Linked DNA regions of Homo sapiens: region 2 is linked to region 1. Evidence: read pairs that join two places in POLR2A ChIA-PET (ENCODE). Cell type or tissue: OCI-LY7. All regions are shown on one strand. Each heading gives the region's core, and the rest is flanking DNA. Links, peaks and the distances in the headings are about the cores only.

The links. ChIA-PET counts read pairs that join two places held together with the same protein. Peaks named below come from ENCODE experiments on the same cell type or tissue, not always from the same donor. Only the 100,000 strongest peaks of a DNase experiment are listed, where the experiment ranks them.
Region 2: POLR2A ChIA-PET joins it to region 1 with 9 read pairs; 1 of 35 experiments calls an interaction of 5 or more read pairs at or near these places.

Annotation. Positions count from the first base shown.
Region 1 is chr14:104,652,093-104,661,322 of GRCh38, forward strand. LINC02280 (long intergenic non-protein coding RNA 2280) reads right to left here. Exons shown (of 2, transcript NR_135293.1): 2 at 9,028-9,230. Among named protein-coding and RNA genes, the nearest start is that of LINC02280, 8.8 kb to the right of the region's middle. RefSeq lists enhancers at 3,753-4,253, 4,254-4,754, 4,971-5,080, 6,231-6,360, 6,411-6,480 and 3 more. In OCI-LY7, for the core only: no CTCF peak of the experiment used is centred there; DNase peaks (open chromatin) are centred at 5,139, 5,899, 6,499, 8,149 and 2 weaker places; H3K4me3 peaks cover 4,412 bases; H3K27ac peaks cover 4,911 bases.
Region 2 is chr14:104,558,431-104,569,546 of GRCh38, forward strand. No RefSeq gene overlaps it. Among named protein-coding and RNA genes, the nearest start is that of C14orf180, 16 kb to the right of the region's middle. RefSeq lists enhancers at 4,729-5,290, 5,947-6,693, 6,694-7,438. In OCI-LY7, for the core only: CTCF peaks have their summits at 5,801 (motif pointing left) and 6,001; a DNase peak (open chromatin) is centred at 5,761.

The DNA.
Region 1 (9,230 bases), core at 3,261-8,260:
TGACTCTACAGCGCCCTCGTGTGCGGCTCTAGGTGCTCCCACCCGCCTCTCTCCCGGCTCAGCCTGGGCACCTTTCTCCTGGTCGCTGTGTCCCAGCACTCTCCCCTTAGGAGGCTTGGGCTGGCGGTTGTGAACGTTTCCGACCGGGCTGTCCTGGCTCCCCACCAAGTGTGTGTCCACCCCTCCCACCATGGCTGCTCCCCACGTTGGCTCAGGGAGCCCCTGAGGAGGTCCATGGCGTCCCAAGCCCACCAATGCCCACCACTGCTTTCAGCTTCCTCGTGCTCGCCAGCCACCAGGTTGGTGGTCTCTTCCTGCCCACTCTTATTTTGTGTTCCAGGGGAACATGCTGCCACCAGGCTTTACTGTGGACAGTGTCCTCTGTGTCTCCGGTTGTGCAATCTCGGTGGCTCATGTTTTACAGGGGGGTTGGGGAGAGCCAAGCCCGTGATCACTTCTCCCGCATCCTTCTCCATATGGAGAGGTTACGATATCTAGCCTCAGAACCACAGTCGTCTCATGCTCAAGGCCTGTGGGCCAGGAATCCCGAGCTGGTGGTATTGAGCCAGGAATCCCGAACTGGTGATATGCACTGTTGCTTTTCCAAACAGAAAAAGAACAAAAACTTGTAGTCCAACCCAGTTGACTCCTTAAACTACCTCTTCGAAACTCACAGAACCTGAGGACAAAGCAGGGCAGTGTGTTTATATGAAGTTGATAAACTTAAAAGACAGCTGTGAAGCCATGAAAATCCATGGAAGAACCCTAAATGCATATTACTGAGTGAAAGAAGCCAGTCTGAAGAGGCCACATACTATATGATTCCAACTCTAGGACATCCCAGAGAAGGGGAAATTACGGAGACAGTAAAAGGACCCGTAGTTGCCAGGGTTAGCGGGGGGGAAGGGATGAATCGCAGAGCATGGAGGGTGTTTACGGTAGAGAGGGCAAACCGGTGCAGCCACTGTGGAGACCAGAATGGCGATATTTCAAACAGTATTTCAAAAACTTATATTAGAATTGCCACATCATCCGGACATTTCACTTCTGGGTATTCGCCCAAGAACTGAGTGCAAGGACTTGAACAGATATCTGCACACCCGTGTCCACAGCAGCATCATTCACCAACACACGAAGGTAGAAGCAGCCCAGGTGCTCACGGATGGATGAACCTGGTGTATCCAGGCCTGGCGCGGCGGCTGGGCGAACCTGGTGTATCCAGGCCTGGCGCGGCGGCTGGGCGAACATGGTGTAACCAGGCCGGGCGAGGCGGCTGGGCGAACCTGGTGTATCCAGGCCTGGCGAGGCGGCTGGGCGAACCTGGTGTATCCAGGCCTGGCGAGGCGGCTGGGCGAACCTGGTGTATCCAGGCCGGGCGAGGCGGCTGGGCGAACCTGGTGTATCCAGGCCGGGCGAGGCGGCTGGGCGAACCTGGTGTATCCAGGCCTGGCGAGGCGGCTGGGCGAACCTGGTGTATCCAGGCCGGGCGAGGCGGCTGGGCGAACCTGGTGTATCCAGGCCTGGCGAGGCGGCTGGGCGAACCTGGTGTATCCAGGCCGGGCGAGGCGGCTGGGCGAACCTGGTGTATCCAGGCCGAGCGAGGTGGCTCACGCCTGTAATCCCATCACATGGAAGGCCAAGACGGGTGGACCGCTTGAACTCAGGAGTGCAAGACCAACCTGGCCAACAGGTGAAAATCCATCAATACAAAAAATACGAAAATTAGCTAAACATGCTGGTGTGCGCCTGTAGTCCCAGCTACTCAGGAGGCTGAAGTGGGAGGATTGCTTGAGCCCAGGGAGGTCGAGGCTGCAGTGAGCCATAATGGCGCCACTGCACTCCATCCTGGGCAACAGAGCGAGACCCTGTCTCAAAAAGAAAAAAGTGGCGTATCCATCAAGGGGAATATTATCCAGCCTCAACAACACCAACAACAACAACAAACACAGGAGGTCCTGACACAGGCTGCCACACAGCTCAGGCTTGAAGACATTATGCTGAGGGAAAGAACCGACACAAAAGGGCAAGTGCTGCCTGACTCCATGTTTGTGAGGCTCCCAGAGCAGTCAAAACCGCAGAGACAGAAAGCAGAATGGAGGGTGCCAGGCTGGGGGAAGGAGGGTGTGGGGAGTTTGTGTTTGCTGTTTCAGAGTTTCCGTTTGGGAAGGTCAAAAAGTTCTGGAGATTGGTTGCACAACAATGCGAATGTACTTACTGCCACTGAACTTGAACTGTACCTGGAAACATGGGAAGACGGTGTGGAAACAAGCCCCCAGTCAGCTGGTCTGGCAGCTGATTTGATGCAGATCAAGAGGGAAGTGAGGAATCGATAGGGAAGACTGTGATCACCCCTAATCGGCACAGACAGATAGGAGGTGTTAAGGGGGTTCAGAAGAGGTTAAGACATAGGAGAGATGGATAAGAAGGTTTTCCGTACTTCCGATCGAAATTCCAGAGGGGCTGGGCACAGTGGCTTATGCCTGTAATCCCAGCACTTTGGGAAGCCACGGCAGGTGGATCACTTGAGGCCAGGAGTTCGAACCCAGCCTGGCCAACATGGTGAAAACATATCTCTACTAAAAATACAAAAATTAGCCAGGCATGATGACGGGTGCCTGTAATCCCAGCTACTCGGGAGGCTGAGGCAGGAGAATCCCGGAGAACCTGGGAGGCAGAGGTTGCAGTGCAGCCAAGATTGCGCCACTTCACTCCAGCCTGGGCAGGAAAGCGAGACTCTGAAGAAAGAAAAGAAAAGAAGCCGGGCGCGGTGGCTCACACCTGTAATCCCAGCACTTTGGGAGGCTGAGGCGGGCGGATCATGAGGTCAGGAGATTGAGACCATCCTGGCTAACATAGTGAAACCCTGTCTTTACTAAAAATACAAAAACTTAGCCAGACGTGGTGGTGGGTGCCTGTAGTCCCAGCTACTCGGGAGGCTGAGGCAGGAGAATGGCGTGAACCCAGGAGGCGGAGCTTGCAGTGAGCAGAGATCATGCCACTGCACTCCAGCCTGGGTGACAGAGCGAGACTTGCCTCAAAAAGAAAAGAGAAGGGAAGGGGAGGGAAGGGGAAGGAAGGGGAGGGAAGAGGGAGGAAAGGAGGGAAGGAGGGAAGGAAGGAAGGGAGGGAGGGAGGAAGGGAGGGAGGGAGGGAAGGGAAGGAAGGATGGAAGGAAGGAAGGAAGGAGGGAAGGAGGGAAGGAGGGAAGGTGGGAAGGCGGGAAGGAAGGAAGGAATTCCAAGAGGTGGAAATAAATAAAACGGGGAGAGCCCACCAGCTCCCTGACAATATGGCTGAGAATTTTCCAGAACTGATAAAATATGGAAACTTCAGCCTCAAGAGTGCAGCACTCTCAAGCAGGAAGAATAAAAGCAGCCCATACCTAGCTGTCCCGTGGTACACTCAGAATGCTGAAGGAGAACTTGCTGGAGGCAGACCCCGCGAACGGCAAGAACAGGAGCAGATGACCGTCTCTGAAGTGCCGAGGCAGAGGCAGCAGCCGGACCCACACGCCCTGCTCCACTCCCACTTACGGGTGTGGGAGAAGCATCAGATCAGCAAAATGACTGCGCCACCACCCAGCTCCTTAGCAGAGCAACCTCCACAGAATACAGCTCAGAAAGAGGGGACGCCTGGGCTGCCAGAAAGAGTGGGGTGCAAACATGTGCAAACCTCAACGAGTGCTGGCTGTGTGCAACAAAGCCCTGTGGAAAGTGGAGGGTGATAAAGGCAAGGCAGACCTGAGTATTGGGCAGTCGTAATGATCTGTGAGCCAGGAGGGGCGTGATCAGGAGGAGGATGGAAACACTGGCTATCTTTGAATTCTAAATATACTTGTTAAAATTCTAAGAGTGACTATTTTAAAATAGAAATAGAGCATATAACTTCCACTTAACTCTCCAAGGAAAAAATAGAATGTCAGACTGAGCCAGAGCCATGGAAGAGTGCTCAGGCAGCGGGAGCTACACGTGCAAAGGCCCTGGGGAAGGAGGGAAGAGGCGCATGCCTGGCACTGATGTCAGTGCGGCTGGAGGCAGACGGGCGCAGAAAGGGGTCTGAGACGTGGCTGAAGGCAGCAGGACCAGACAGGATGGGGCCTCAGGGCCGTGGTTCTGAGCTTCATTCCAACAGCAGGAAAAGGGAGGCATGTTTGTAACCTGCAGGGAGGCGGGAGCCATGGACAGGATTGCATCTGTGACTTGCCAGCATCCCGCCGGCTCCCATGGGAGCAGACTGCCCTCAGGCCCCAGCGGAGGGAGGGAGAACAGACAGAACAATTTTGGCCCCTGGACATGGTGGCGGCAGGGGAGGTGGTGAGCAATGCAGGAAGGGAGACTTAGGAAGCAGTGCCTAGCTCCTCGGTGTGGAGGCAGTGAGGGGAGGGAAGAACACGGAGAGAGGCTGGCTCGGGGCTTGACAAAGTGGTGGGGTGTCCCACGGGAGGCAAAAGCAGATGGTGGGGGCGGGCGAGAGAGTCACGGTTCTTTCAGCCTCATCAAGTGTGTGTTTCTGAGGACGTGGAGGGCGGTGGGAGGCTGACGGTGCACAGACAGCGCGGGAGCGGGGGCGGGGGGCAGTCTTCATAGATGAGATGGGGCACGGCCCCTCCGGAGAGGAGGCCTCTCCTCGGGGAGAGGAGGGGATGACAGAGGCAGAGGTGGGGCAGCCAGGGAGGTAGGAGGGTGCTATGGACTGAAGTGTGGCCCCCCCAAATCCTTATGTCAAGCCGCAACCCCCAATGTGACTGATTTGGAAATAGGGTCTTTAGAAGGTAACTACGACCTTTACGAAGTCATAAGGGTGGGCCCTAATCCAACAGGGCTGTGGCCTTCCAAGAAGAGGAGGAGACACCAGAGGTGGGCGCAGCAAGGCCGGGAGAAGGTTTCATGAGAAACCAGCTCTGACACTGGTGGCACCTTGATCTTGGACTTCCAGGCTCCAGAGCTGTGAGAAAATAAAGGTCTATCGTCTAAGCTGCCCAGGCTGAGGTCTTCTGTTACGGTAACTTGGGCTCACTCATCCAGAGGGGAACCAAAAGCATGTGGGGTCCTGGCACCCACAGGCAAGCGCTGTCAAGAAAGAGGAAGCAGAAAGCATGTGCATGGCTGCTCCTTCAGAGCCTGCAGAAAACTGTGCAGACAGGGCACGGGCACAAACCCATGTGAGCAGAGAAGCATCTCTCCGGGTGCACACCCGCACTGCTGAGATGCACCTGCCCCCGCAGGGCTCAGATGTTCCCTGTGAGAGCAGTGCCATCCCCCACGCCTCCTGAGGCTGCCTGGGTCCCATAATGGCCACCGTGCCATCTCCTATCCCACAAGCCCTCCTAACCCTGCCTCTCCCTCGTCAAGAGGCAGGGGCTGTGTCCCCTCCCCTTGAGCCTGGCCAGGCCTTTGGGTCTCTGCTGACAGAGGATAGCAGAAGTGAGCTGGGTTAGCTTGGTGCATTACAGTTGCTCACGCCTGTAATCCCAGCACTTTGGGAGGCCGAGGCAAGACGGTCACTTGAGCGGAGGAGTTCAAGACCAGCCTGGGCAACATAGTGAGACCCCCCTCTCTACAAAAAAAAAAAAAATTGTTTTAATTAGCCAGGCATGGTGACACACATCTGTAGTCCCAGCTACTCACAAGGCTGAAGCAGGAGGATCGCTTGAGCCTAGGAGGTCAAGGCTGTAGTGAGCCATGATTGCACCACTGCACTCCAACCTGGGCAACAGAGCAAGACCCTCTCTCAAAAAAAAAAAAGGGACTGGGTGACTTGCAAGGCTATGTTCTGTCAACTGACAAAAAATAGACCAACACTGTAGATCAGGAAACAAAAGAGAAGGAGGGCCTCAGGAACTGCGGTTCAGGAGACACAGATCTAGCAAGGAGCTCAAACGTGTCTGTGCGGGGGAGGCCGGGCAGGGGCTTACAAAGGTTTGCTGTGAGTCTACACATCCGGAAGCTGTTGGCATGGTCCATGACCGACGGTGGGGGCTTAACAGCTTAGGACAGCTCTGGCTGATGATCAATCTAGTCAGGTGTGCCTGTCTCCAGGAGACCAGTGATCAGGCCCGGTGTGAATGGTTCAAATCAAATGCAGCTGGTTCACGATCCGGCCCAGGTCAACAGATCAATTCTATCTGGCGAGTTGGACGGGGTCCAGCTCCTCTTGCCCTCCCAGTTCCTTTTTAGATAGCCCTGACATAACCATCTCCATTACGGATTTTCTTTTCACAGCTCTGGAGTCCACGCACCTCCATCTTGTTCTCCTGGGAGGCTGACTTGGGCTCCAGCCACCATGCCGAGTGAACCATGACAGAGGTGGCCCTCCAGCCCCCACTCGGGCACCCCGGCTGATGCCACGTGGACAGAGATGAGACAGTCCTGCTGAGCCCTGCCCAAATTGCAGATTTGGGAGCAAAATGCATGGTCTCTGGGATTTACGTCTGAGGGTCATTTGTGACGCAGCAACAAACAGATGCATTTTGCCGGTGGCGCATCCGCCCACGACGGAGCCTGGCTCAGCTCTGCAGGTGCGCTGCACCACCCCTGGTGTCCTGGCGTCACTGGTACCTGTTTCTCTCTCAAAGCTGTCCTGGTTTGGAAGATGAGTGGTACAGCCATCCCATCAATGCGAAACCAAAGGCCCCCTGAGGCAGCCCCCACAATTGAAGAGCAGGCTGCCCTCAGAAGGGGCCCAAACCCCTGCCATTGGACCAAACTGGCTGATTTAGTTTCCTGCCCTCTAAAGTGGAAATTAAGAAACTGACAATGAAAATGTCCCCTTTAGGCTGGGAGCGGTGGCTCATGCAGATAATCCCAGCACTTTGGGAGGCTGAGGCAGGAGAATCACTTGAGCCCAGGAGATGGAGGTTGCAGTGAGCTGAGATCGCACCACCGCACTCCAGCCTGGGTGGCAAAGCGAGACCCTGTCTCAAAAAAAGTCATAGCTTGACTTCCAGAGTCTTCCTGTCTGCCCGGTGCTGGTCGGTGGTCTCTGGAAGCCCTCCAGCTGCCACCTTCCTTTCTGTCCCTCCCCGGGAGGGATATGCAGGCCCAGAGGAGGTGACTCCAGGCGGGTGGTCCCAGAGGAAGGGGGCTCCACCCTTCCCCTGAGTAGTGGGGAATGTGGCTTCACCCTTCCCCTGCATAGTGGGGAATGTTTGGGATCTGCTGGGAGGGGTCTGCCATGGGGGCAGTGTGGGAAGGTACTCAGAAACCACCAGCACCCCCCACCCTGGTGGCCCTGGATTCTGGTGGGGCCACTGGAAGCCCGGACCCATGCAGGTCTCAGCAACATCACCCCCTCCACAGTGAGATCCGTGTCAGAGTGACCCGCCCCAACCAGTCCCAGGGCTCCCTGCTTCTCAGACCCTCCCTCCTTCCCAGCCCAGAGCCCCTCCCTCCGAAGCTTCCCTTCTCCTACTCCACCCCTGCTGTGGGGAGAAAAGACCTGCAGAGTACCCCAACAAGCCCTCTGCACTGGGGGAGGGGTGCACGTCCACTCACCCAGAAGGGGATTGGGAACCAGAAGCCAGGTGAGCCTCCCTGAGATCACAGGGCCTGATTCCGGGACCCCAGTGTCCAACACCTGCCCCCCCAGGGTGCTCCACAGCCCCTGCCTACACCTCAACCCCCCTCCACCTCCACATCTGTTCAGGTGATGTCCAACACCACCCGAATCTTACTGACCACTGGTGAGAAAGGGAGGGGCGAGGTTGGCCTCTGCATGGTAAAGCTGGGTAAACTGAGGCAGCACGTTCTGGGCAGCCCAGGACGCCCAGGTTCCCGCCAGCCCACGGCCTCTCCCGCCTTGCACGGGCTTCACAGTTTGCCAGCGAGGGCACAAACGGGGGCTCCGCGGGCCGGCGACTCACCGCGCCTTCCCTACCCCGCCCCAGTTTCTCCCATGGAGCTGGTCTGCAGGCCCGGCATCCACAAGCCCCACCGCACTGCACCGCTCTGCAGGTCGCTGGCGCCTGTTCTGGCCTCGCTGGGACCCCCACCCAGACGCACCCCACAGCCAACTCCACCGGACCCACGCTGCCCGAGTATTTTTAGCAGAGGGTCAGATGCCTCTTAAACCTCAGCTGAGACGTGAATTTCCTCCCTGACAGCTGCGGCCAGGAGCCGCACGTCCTGCCTGGCGGGCGTGGGCGGTTCTGACCTCGGAGGCACAGCTGCAGGGTCTGCAGTCCTCTGGGAACTTCCTCCTCCCAGGTGCCCCGATTTGGGCTCCCTGGGTGCCTCCGCCCCAGGCCGCCCACCAGGCGCTCACTTGCCCGGTCCTCCGTCTGGAGCCCCTCCCGATGGCCGTCGCCACCCACTCTCCTTCTCTGTCTGGAAGCTTGGAGAGCAAGAGCAGAGGCCTGGGTTCAGATTCTCAGGGATCTGGGTTCAAGTCCTGCCCCCACCCCCCTGCACTTGGGAAAGCTGCTACCTCTCAGAACCCGTTTCCTCCACTGTGAAGTGGAAGGAAAATTGCCCACCTGGGGGCTGTTGCGACTATAACCAGCCAGCGGTGCCTGCAGCACCCACAGACCCCCAGGCGTCTTCAGGGCTCCCTGTGCCCCAGCCAGCGCCAGGAGCCTGCAGGACCGAGAGGGGCCCTGGCAGGGCTGCACAGATATTCAGATGTTCAGACCTGAGGCCCAAGACCTGCCTGCCAGGACAGGGACGCTCCTGCCTGGGGATGCTGGGGTCCCAGAAAGTGAGAAGCAGTGGCCCAGCGCCCTCTGCTCTCACTTCCTCCCCACCAAGCACAAGTACTAATTACGCACACCTCAGCTCCCCGGGGGGGCCAGGAGGAAATGCCCGGCAGAGCCCTCCGTCCTACCCCGTGCAGCCTGGGTCTCCCTCCACGGGCCCAGCCTCTTCCACTGCTGCTTTCAGTTACCCGGCTTTGTAGGCGCAAACACCCTGTCTGTTTTCTTCTTTCTCAAGCCATCTTAGCTGCTTTTGATCTGTATTCTTCCATGTAAAATGTAGACTACATTTATTTATTTCTTTAAAAAAAAATTGAAGCCCAAATGAGACTCCAATTAGAATTGCATTGAATTTATTATGTCCCCATAATTCTCTGGGGAGAATTATGTGTTTATAACATTACGTTTTCCTGTCCGTTCTGTTAGGCTTGCTAAGTAAGCTGACATGTGATCTGCAAATGATGGCAGATGACTGTGTGAGGTGGCCTTGGGAATGTCATGGCTCCTCTCCACAGCACTCTCCTTCACATTCCAGAAAATT
Region 2 (11,116 bases), core at 3,350-8,349, 94 kb before region 1:
CTGGCCTTCGGAGACTCAGGGATGGCGCCAGCTGGGTGGCGATGCCCTGTGGGGCCTGCCAGGGCCCTGAAGGATACAGTGCAGGCTCCCAGTCAGTGACCCACAGCTGGGATTCACGGTCTGGGGATCTGGGGCTGGAAATTGGGGCTTTTCATGTGGTCACCTCTGTGATAGTTACAACTCACCCTTTGACTCTCACAGCCTGGTCCTTGAACTGCAGATGTGTCAGCCAATCTCAGAGCCAAGCCCAGCAGCTCCAGGCCAGATGGCCTCACCCACCTCCAGCCCAAGAGCATCCTCTTAGGAGGGGGGTTAAACTGAGCCTCCAGAGACCACCTTCCCGTGGCACCTGCTCGTAAACTAACTCATCCGGGAGGTGGGGGACCACTGGGTTCCACATATGGAAACAAGGGTGGTGGGAGAGGCGGGGTGCACAGGGCCGAGCTCCTCAGCAGGGTCCCCATGGATGGGACAATCAACAAATGCAGAGCACACCTAGGAGCCTGCAAGGCCGCCCTGCTGCCCGCGGCCCCTGCAGAACCAAGAGGCTTCCACTTTCTAAATCACACAAATTAATTTAGAAATCAGAGCGGCTCCCACAGCTAGACTGCAGGTTTCAAAATAGCTTAACAAATTACCAAATCCCCTTTAAGAAGACAAATTATTCCAGCTCCTCCACCAGCACCTGGTTAATGATGCATGCACTTTTGTTAGGCGTTAAATATTCACTAGCTGTGGGTTTGCACTTGTGACCCGTTGCCTCATTTCTATGTGGGCTGGCTGTTGTGCCCCATGCTGTCCCAGCACCCGGGGATGCTGGCCTTGGGACCACCGTGCAAGGTGACGGCCCAGCGGTTCCACCTTCCCTGACCATGGCCATGGCTCACCTCTGCCTGCCCAGGGCTGCCCTTGGTGCAGGCAGAGCCCACATCCCCTCACCAGCCTTCCAGGCCGTGCCATAGCCTTGGCATGTGAGGCCTCCTTGCCACCCGGCCTCCCTCCATCCCCATCTCCAGGCACACTCACCCACTGGCATCTCCCCGGGGCTGCTGTGGCCTTTGTCCCTCTTCCTGGTCTGATGCACACCCAGGGACAGACATGGGGTTTTCCTGACCCGAGTTTCAGGCCTCCAGTTCCTGACCAGCTTCTCCACACTGGCCCCACAGGCAGAGTGTGCCTCGCCCGCAGAGACGAGGTTATGTTCCCCGACCATGGGCGTTCAGGGGGTGGGAGACCAGGAGGGCACTCAGGCATCCAGCACTGCCATCCTTCTTGAGGCAGGTCCCCAGGCTGCCAGAGTTGTGGCCCAGACTCCCTGGACAGCAGAGACACCTGGTCAGGACTCAACCCCAGGGCCAACTAGAGGGAGCTGAGCCCTGGGAGGACCTGCAACCCTAGTGGGGCCACCAGAGAAGTCCCTCCCTCCTCTTCCCCAAGACTTGACAGCCGGGCTGTGCCCTGAACCCGCCCCTACTCCCCCTAGGCTGCCTGGGCGCCCCGCATTCACTGTTTCCACTCTTGACAGATGGGGAAGGGGGAGCCAGGCAGGAAGGAATGCCCCACCCAGGGGCCCCCCAGCAACAGTGCCACCCAGCCCAGGACCCCGGCTTCACACAGACAGGCTCCCCAGCTGCAGGGGCTTTCCTCGCCCTCCCTCTCCTCACACTGGGGCTCTTCTGATTTGAGATCAACTTCCAAATGTCTTTCTTGAATGTTCTGCCTAATTAACTTCACATTAAGAGGACTGAAAAGGACATGGCAGCCGTGCCAATCCACAGCCTGCCCCACCGCGACGGGGAGAAGCACATCTCACTCAGCCTCCGACGCCTGCCACTTCATGCGTGCAGGCCTGGCTCCTCCTCGTCCAGGACAGTCAGCCCTGCTCCCCGGTGCACACACACACGCACACACACACTCACACAAATGCACGCACATCCATGCATGCATACATGTATGCGTATGTCCACACCCACATACATGGACACAGATATATACATGCCACACACGCACACACCCATATACACGCACATGCGTGCATTGCACACAGGCACAAGCTTGCATGCTCACACATGCACACAGCCAGGAGCAAGCTCCTGAAGCCACTGAGTGGTGCCACCTTGTGCTTTGTCCTTGGGGACCAGCTGAGGAGCCACTGGCCAACAGGGACCACTCTTAGTGCCCCTTTTTCAGGCACAGAGGAGCTGAGGCCAAGAAAGGGAAGGGGCCTGGTTCAGAGTCCCCCAGTGGCCACTGGCTGGGAAGCTCTGCAAGCTTGGGTGCCTGGCAGTGCCTTCCCCAGCCGCCCTCACCCCCCTGCCCCAGCCTTGTGACTCCCCTTGGCCCCACCAGTGACTGTGTCCACTTCCTCCTGAGCCCACAGCCCTTGACACCTGTCCTTGCCATAGCTGGGCCCAGCCACGCTCTTCAGCAGGCAATGTGGCCCCCTCCACAGGGTCTGAGCTGGGCACCAGCGTTCAGTAGTTAGGAGGTTCCATATCTGTGTCCCCTGTCCAGCCTGGCTGGCAAAGTGGGGACTCAGCCTCTCTGTAGTCTCCACCTGCTTCCCTCCACCAGGCAGGTCTCCCCCTCACCTCCCACCCTCCTCCATCATCAGCTTCCCATCCCAGCCCCCAGAGGCCAGCAGGCTGGGGTGCCCTCCCCAGCCAGGTGGGGATGGGTGAGGGCTGGACTCCTTCCTCCCTGCCCCAGCTGCCTGCCCCACCATGTCTGGCCAGCATCCGCTTACAGAGCAAGAGATGTTCAGCTCAGCTTCCTGGGCCACCCAGCCTGCTGTCACCCTCCTCATCCCAGGAGAAATGGGACCCCGTTCCCTGCCTCGGGCCCCACCAGACACCTGGACTCCAGCGCACCCACCGGGACCCGCCCCTCAGCTCTTGTGAGCCTCACATGCCCAGGCCGAGCCACCGCCCTTCCCCTCGACAGCCCACAGGGCCCGAGGCTCCACAGAACCCCCCCAGCGTCCTCTGTAAGGATCCAGCAGAGACACAGGCAGCTGCCCTGAGCAGCACGGAGGCTGGGGCAGGCGCCAGGTTCATGCTTTCACGCTCACTTTGGAAACTGTTGGTTCAGCAGTCTGGCCGACTACCTGCTCTGCGCACCGGTGACCTTAAAACCGTCCATGCTTATAAATCACCTGGGATTTACATACGGACTGGTGGCAGGTAATCTTTCAGAACTCCCCCCCACTCACACGCAGTCAGTGTGGTTACGCAGGATCAGGATCCTGGGTGGAGTGGAAGAGAGAATGAACTGACACGGGGCTGGGAGCCTGACAGGCAGCATCATCAGGGAAGTTTACGGAGTGGGAGGCAGGGCTGCCTGTGCGTCCAGCTCCAGCTCAGCTCCAGCTCAGCTCCAGCTCAGCCAGGCACCCAGGCTCAGGTTGGAGGGGCCGCAGAGGCTGCTCCTCCTGCCCCGCTGATGTCCTCACCTCTGCTCAGCCCCTGCGTTGATGACCACCCCGTGGCTGGGACCCCACCCAGCCTGCAGCCCTCCAACAAAGAGCCTCCAGGGCCTGCCCAGCGATGGGGAGTTCCTCCCTCTGGGGTTTGCTGGTTAAGAGCAAGTCTTGCTCCATGGAAAAGAAGTTCTAACGGCGGAATCCACACCAAGAGAAACGGCCACGAACAGCCTCTGCCCCACACGTCGCGTGGGCCCCAGAACCACAACGAGGAGGATCAAAAAAAGGAGTCAAATACTTCCTGGAGACATTTTCCAAGACCACTCCCACCCCATAGCAGAAGGAGGTATGCCAGCCCGCCATGTGTCCCCTCCACTTTGATGCTCCTTCAGCCATCACGGACTCTCAGAGCCCTGCCTGGGTCAGACTGTGCGGGCGGCAGTCAGGACTCTGTGTGAGCAGGAATCAAGGCCCAGGGTGGGCCAGGATCAGAGCTGAGTGAGCTAGAATCCGGGTCCAGGGTGGGCTGGGATCAGAGCTCAGAGTGAGCTAGAATCCAGGTCCAGGGTGGGCTGGGATCAGAGCTCAGGATGGGCTAGAATCAGGGTCCAGGGTGGACTGGGATCAGAGCTCAGAGTGGGCTAGAATCCGGGTCCAGGGTGGGCTGAGATCAAGACTCAGGGTGGGCTGGAATCAGGGCTCCATGTGTCTGGAATCAGGACTCAGTGTGAGCTAATGTTAGGCCTCTGTGTGAGGTGGATCAGGGCTCCATGTGGGCTAGGATCCGGGCTCAGTTTGGGGCTGAGTCAAAATGCTCTGGCATGGCCTCACAGAGGTGGCTGGACTTGCTCATGGTCACACAGCAGGCGACAGGTGCTGGTGGAGCTCCTGGGTCCATGCGGCTCAGGCCCCATTGCTCTTCCCCACCTGCAGAAGAAGCCACCCACCCCCCTTGCAGCCCATGTCTGGGCTCTGAGTCCCTCAGAGCTCTACGGACACAGCTGTCTGGCCAATGAAAGGGGTGGCCAGGGTCCCCTGGGATCTGCACAGCACATGGGGTCCAAGCACATGGAAGGATGCTGGGCAGACACCCTGAGGCTCAGACCCACATGCCCCAGCAAGGACGGCTTGGAAACTACCTCACCACTCCCTGGCAGCCAGAGGGAGAGGGTCTCCCTGATGAGCCCAGGCTGCTCCCTGAGGGAGGGAGGGAGGGAGGGAGGGAGGGAGGGAGGGAAGGAGGAAGGGAGGGAGGGAGAGCAAAGGCCGCCTCTGGGCATGTTGTCCCAGCCAGGAGCAGGTGGCTGCACAGAGCAAGGGCCTGTAGGGTGAGCCTTGGGGCTGCCTTCCAAGGAAAGAGTCATCACAGACCCCTCCTCCTGTGCTGCGGGGGAACTGAGGCCCCTGGTCCCTCAGCCCAGCGCAGGCTGCCATCACTATCCCCGAACTCGAGAGCAGGGGCAGAGGACCCTCAGCCATCTTCCTGTCCCATAGAAGAACTCCCAGTGGGAAACCCCACCCCCAGCAGAGGAAACAGCCCTCAGGACACCAACACCCCCACGGCTGCCAGATGCTCTGGGGAGGCCGCACCAACTCACACGGCCTAACAGCCCTGCCGAGGGATCCCAGGTGTTTGGGGACGGACTGCACACCCACCCTGATCCAGGGCTGTGACTGTGAAGAGGAGCTCCGGCCCTTCCCCAGAACACAGCCTGCCTCCTGGCACAACAAAGAAAGCCGGGTGTGGGCATGGCCCACTGCACAACCCCACCCCCAAAGCCAGGGCTGAGCCGGCCAGCCCACAAGCCCTCAAGGGGCACAGGCGTGTGCTGCCTCCCTGAGCACCGAGCACCAGGGCCAATGGCCAGGCCCCCGAGGCTAGGAGCCCCTCCCCAGAACTGTCTGCAGCCCTCTTGCCTGTGGGGACCCCTGACCCATGTGAGGCTGTGTGTGGGGGAGGAGGGGGCCCTGGTGCCCCCAGAGTGGAGTCAGCCCATGCATGAGGATGCCACTGGGGAGCCACGTGGCCCCACTGGGCTGGGATTCCCCCGGGTGTCCCGAGGCCACCGCACACTGCAGGGCCCATGAGTTTGCAGTTTGTCCCAGTAAAAAAGCTGCCCTGAGCCCAGACACCCACGTGGGTCCTTCCTGCCCGAGATTCCGGCCTTGTTGCTCCTGCCCTTAGGAAATGCGTTGCTGTCTCTGGGTTCCTCTGGGTAGCGAGGCTTCTGGGCCTGAGGGAAGTGTGGGACAGCCCTACAGCACAGGCCCCCAGTCCCGCCAATCCCCACCCCCGGGGTCAGGCCCTGCCTCCTGCATCCCTCTTCACTGGCCAGTCCTCCATTGCCACCTGGTGGCCATTGCCCCACGACAGCCGGGACCGCCAACCTGCCCGACCCGAGCTCCTCCAGGCACCGGTGCCTCCTGGGTGGACACTGGGCAGCTGTCCTGGGCCTGAACTCGCCAGACTTTGGCAGAAGGCAGGGTTCAGGGGTCCCCAGCCCCCATCCTAGATGGGGAGGCGCCCCGGTCCGGGCATTGCTGGAACAGCGCCCTTGATCTTGAAAAGGAGCTTCAGTCATCAAAGGGGCTCCATCCCTGGAGGGCAAATGGCAATAAAAAGACACAAACAGGCGGCGTTAGAGTGGCCCGGGGGAGGCGCTTCCTGATTGCGAATCCAATTCTCATTCCTGAAGGTCTTTAAAACCCTTCCTGAGCCATGTGATTGTCTCAAAAGAGCTGTTATTACTCTTATAAAAAAAAACTTATAAAAAAATTCTAATCAACATTGGTCTTAAACCGCAACGTCTCAGCACCCAGCACTGCCTCCGCAGCTTCGTGGGGCTGGCGGGAGGGACATTTACGAGCCATTTCACGCCCCGCGGCTGCCCATCAACCATGGGGCTTTTGTCACCCACCATAGCGATAGCAATGGTTTTGTAACTCAAAAGTTATTTATTAATATCGGTATCTTCCACGTGAGTGTCTCTGGCAGCCAGGGTGGCGCTGAAAGGTTGGGGGTCCTGTCGTGGGCATACATGGTGGTCCCCAGCCCGCCAGACCCGAGAAGCCTCCAAGACGTCACTGCTTTCCGCTGTCTCAACAATGCATGGCGCCTGTCTCACCAGCACCGTGGGAAGCCAGGCTGACCTGCCGGCAGGATGGGGCATCTGAGGTCCCAGGCAGCTGCTTTCAAGGCCACCATCCAGCCCTGCACAGGGCAGCAATGCCTTTGGCCAGGGCCACATCCAGGCATGCACAGAGCTGGAGCACACCGGCCCCGGGCCCGCAGCACCACCACCCTGTGGACCTTATCAGGTCAGCCTCTCAGGGGCGAGTCTCCCCACCTGGTGCTCCAGGATTAGCACCGTCTCAAAGTCAGGTTGGAGTCACTCTCGGCCACGCACCATGAGTGACCCGAGCACCCCTCATCTTCAGAGCCCAGAGGGAGCAGTCCACGGGCTCGGGGAGAGCCTTTGCGGACAGAGCACCCAGTGCCCCACAGCTCCTTAGTCATCATCTGGGGGAGTCAACTCCTCACGAGCTGGGGGCCTCCAGCGGGAGGCTGCCGAGCCAGCTCTGGGCCCCAGGGCTTCCAAGGAGCCTGTCCCCAGGAGGAGCGTGTGAGCTGCGGGAAGCAGGCAGTTTTGTCACCATGAGTGTGCAAGCTGTGGGGGGCCTGGCCCCTCCGTGCTCCTCCCCGGACCCATCTCCAAGGCAGCTTGCCTTTCCCCATTCCCTCCAGTTGCAGGTTCTGGCCAGTGTCCCCATGGAGGTCACACTGGCTGTTGGCTCCTGAACCACCTCCAGCTTTGGCCTAAGGGCAAGAGCCCAGCCCCGAGGACAAGGACAAGCGCCAGGGCCCTGGAGACAGAACCAGCAGGGCAGTCAGTGCTCAGCCCCTCGGGGCCCTCAGGCCTCCACTGCAGCAGCGGCTGCACCCTCTCCTTCCCCAGAGAGGGGCCAAGATGCGATTTGCTGTCCCCCCCACCGCACTGAGAAAGGGGGGGCCCAGGCAGGCACCCCCACCCCACCCAGACACATGTCCCAGCCCACGTGGGTTCCCTGGCTGGCTGGCTCACAACTTCAGAGCACCCCCACCCTCTGCTCTAGGCACCTCCGACCACCCACAGGGGTCTGTGCGAAAGTAACGGTGGGGCTCCAGCCAGCTCCTGCCCAGGGTCCTGTCCCTGCCACCGCCTGACCTTTCTGTTCAGCCTCCACCCGGCCCACCCTCAGGCTGGAGGGCACCATGAAGGGGAAGACAGATGGCAGATGCTCACCCCATGGGCAGAGCCATCTCAGCCTGAGGGCAGCATCCTTGCTGGGCAGAGCTCCCTCTCACAGCCACCCCAGCCTCCTGTCCTCCGCACACATTTGACTCCCTGATGGGGCTCTGCCCTGGCACACTCAGGCTCCCAGGCAGCAGAGCTGGGCAGGATGGATGAGACCAGAAGACAATGTGAAGTCCCTGCTCAACCCGGGGCTGCCGGGGACCGCAGGGTTAGTGCATACTCAATGGAGGCAAGCCTGAGGCTCTCTGGGAAGGAGAGAAGGGGATGCACTTAACACAGGCTCTTTCTAGGGGTGATTCCCGAGCTTCCCAGAGTGCCCCCTGGATGTCAGTTACACGCCCGAGTGGGCTGGAAGGACGGCCTTGCCGGGGTCCAGGGCTCCTGGCCACGCGGCCTTTTCAGTTTGCTGTCTCGGCTCTGCAGAGGCCACAGCTTATCTGTGACAGACAGACCCACCTCCCTGCCTTGGAGACTGCTCCCCAGGGCTTTCTTGCACCCCCATGCCATTTGACTGACCCTGTCAGGAGGGTCTCTGACTCACCACCGGTGTACAAGGTGTGAGCGAGCAGGTGCTCAGACAGTCACAGGTACGGGCTCTGCAGGTGAGCACTGACCAGGTGGCTCGGGGCTCTGGAGACTCTGAATGGAGAGAACCCCAACTTCTCTCCCTTTGAATTGTGTGAACGTGAGCTGAACTCGCTGACCACAGCAGAGAGAAAATTTGTCAAAAATGCCCACCTGTGAGACCCAGGTCTTGCCTCGGGCTTTGGAGAGGCCGGTTTGTGGTTTAAGGACAAGCCGGGGGCAGGGTTCCCCAGGAGTGACCAGTCACTGGAGGCTCGGGCGGCGCAAAAGTCAGAAAGGGCAGAGGACAATCTGGGGGTGACTCCTGGCCCGCCTGACTCGTGAGGGCCTTGGTTTCTCCTGTGCTTGTTGAGGTCTGTGTGGGGGATGGTAGGGAAGCCCCTCGGAAGCGGAGGACCCGGGGCTGGCAGAAGTAATGACAGAGGGAATAGATTGCACCTCACCAGCCTGCCCGCACCCGGCTTCCTTGCCTCCACCCACACTGCAAGATGGGGCCCACGGGAAGGCATTTGCGCATACAACCCCTCAGCACCGCAAACACTGCCACCCCGGTCCTGGGAGCCAGGGCTGCCCTGGCCTGGGGGTACAGATGGGCAGGGGCACACCTGAGACCCATCAAGCAAGACTTGCCAAAGAAGGAGGCTCAGGAGCGAGGTGGGGCAAAAGCTGGCACAGGAGGCCCAGGCCCGCAAGCACCTAAGGAGGCCCCTGGGGTAGGAAGGGCCGGAGGTGGGAGTGCGTATGGCACCCAGCCTAGGACGGGAGGAGCCACAGCCGGCTGTGCAGCAGGGAGGGGCCCTCCGGGGCCTGAGGTGGGAACCAGGAGAGGCCAGCACTTCTAGACAGCAGCTCAGTCGCTCGCTCCACCTCTCAGAGTTCCGTTTCCAATATTCTCCCCCCATTGTCTGGAATCCAAATATTCCCACTTTTAAAAGCAGCTTCCAGATAGTGGTGTGCAGGAGGCCGAGCAACACCGTCTTTGAGGAGGCAGCCGAGATGAAGATAAGACCAGAGAAATCCATCACGCCGGCTTTTAGAGCCACGCACCCTCTCTGGACCCTGCCGGGATTAAAATGCACAGTCCTCTGTTGTGGGGGCCCATGAGGCCGGCGCTCCTCAGCCACAGAAATGGAACTGTAACTCAGCCCAGAAGCAGGGAGATCGCCTCCCAGATAAACACCCAGCAGCTCTAGAGTGCTGGCGGCCCTGGGCATCCTCCCCACTCCCAGCCCCAGGGCAGCCTGGGGAGCAGGGGTTCTGGAGGACCCCGGCCCCCTACACGGGCCCCCCACTCCCTAACGCTTGCTTGGGTCCAGTGGGGGCGGGAGGCTAGACAATGAACTGAGGTGCCCCCTGAGGGGCACCTGCTGCAGCTCGGGGACCCCAGGGACAGGGCCAAATGGCCATGACATGTCTCAAAGGCCTTTGCCAAGCCTGGCATCCTCGTCCATAAAAGGACAGGGCACGCAGCCGGGCACGGTGGCTCACAGCTGTAATCCCAGCACTTTAGGAGGTCAAGACGGGCGGATCACCTGAGGTTGGGAGTTCAAGACCAGCCTGGCCAACATGGAGAAACCCCATCTCTACTAAAAAATACAAAATTAGCCGGGCGTGGTGGCGCATGCCTGTAATCCCAGCTACTCGGGAGGCTGAGGCAGGAGAATTGCTTGAACCCGGGAGGCGGAGGTTGCACTGAGCCGAGATCGTGCCATTGCACTCCAGCCTGGGCAACAAGAGCAAAACTCCGTCTCAAAAAAAAAAAAAAAAAAAAAAAGATGGAGTTTGCCAGGGGCAGGGCTGTTCCACCTTCACCACACCAAGGTGAGGACAGAACCCAGGCTGCGGCCAGGGCAGGAAGAACTGAGGTCGTTTGGGCCTTGTCTGGCCACCCTAAGGAGTCAGCCCCTCTGCCCAGGAGCTCAGCGATGCTGCCTGTGGCCACAGGGTCGCCTGCTCTACCTTCAGCCTCAGTTTCTCCCTTGTAAAGGGGACATACAGCTCCTTGGGAGCCATGAGCTTGGGCCACTACTTGTGAAGCGCAGAGGGAGCTGGAGCACAGAGGCCTCAGTCAGGCACGTGCTGCTGCCGTGGTCCACGTGGGAGGTCACGTGCATCCCCGCAGTGGTGCTGGGTGGGCCCTGCACCTTCAGGGCCTCCCTGGTGCACCCCGGGGTCTGTGAGGCCAGCTCGCTGCCTTTCCAGCTCATCCACCCCATTTCTCTGCTCCAGCCCTTCCCCAGGGCTCCTGCACTCAGCCCCTCCAACCCCAGCTTGGCGAGCTGCCCCTTCTGTCCTGCTCCCACTGCCACCCCCAGCACCAGCCCCTCCCAGCGCCCCTGAGCCCTATGGGACTCCTGCCCTGCCCCTAGCCACACCTCAGCCGCAGGCCCTGCCTGGACATCACTCACGGTTGGTTCTGGGGCCACGGCGCACTGGACACAGGGTTCAAGTGTGCTACATGAATAGTGACAGGATCTGTGCAGCAAAGGGGGGTCCCTGCGTCCCCAGAAAGCCCCTCCTGCCCTCAGCCTCCCCAATACCTTCAGCAGGAAGGTGTGTGCAGGGTCTCTGGAGGCTGCCACCCTCCCATCCACAGCAGCGGTCCTGCCTCGGGGCGGCCAGAGCCAGCACGGGGAAGCTGACGCGTCACAGGGCGGCTTCCAAACAGGATCATAGCGAGAACGCCGCATAAAAGCTCTAAATAAACCCCAAAAAGGAAAATGGGACTGTTTTACCACTGAATCAATTCACCTCTAATTTTAATGCTCTGAAAAGTATTTTCTCTTAATGACTCCATTATTTTATCATATGGTGA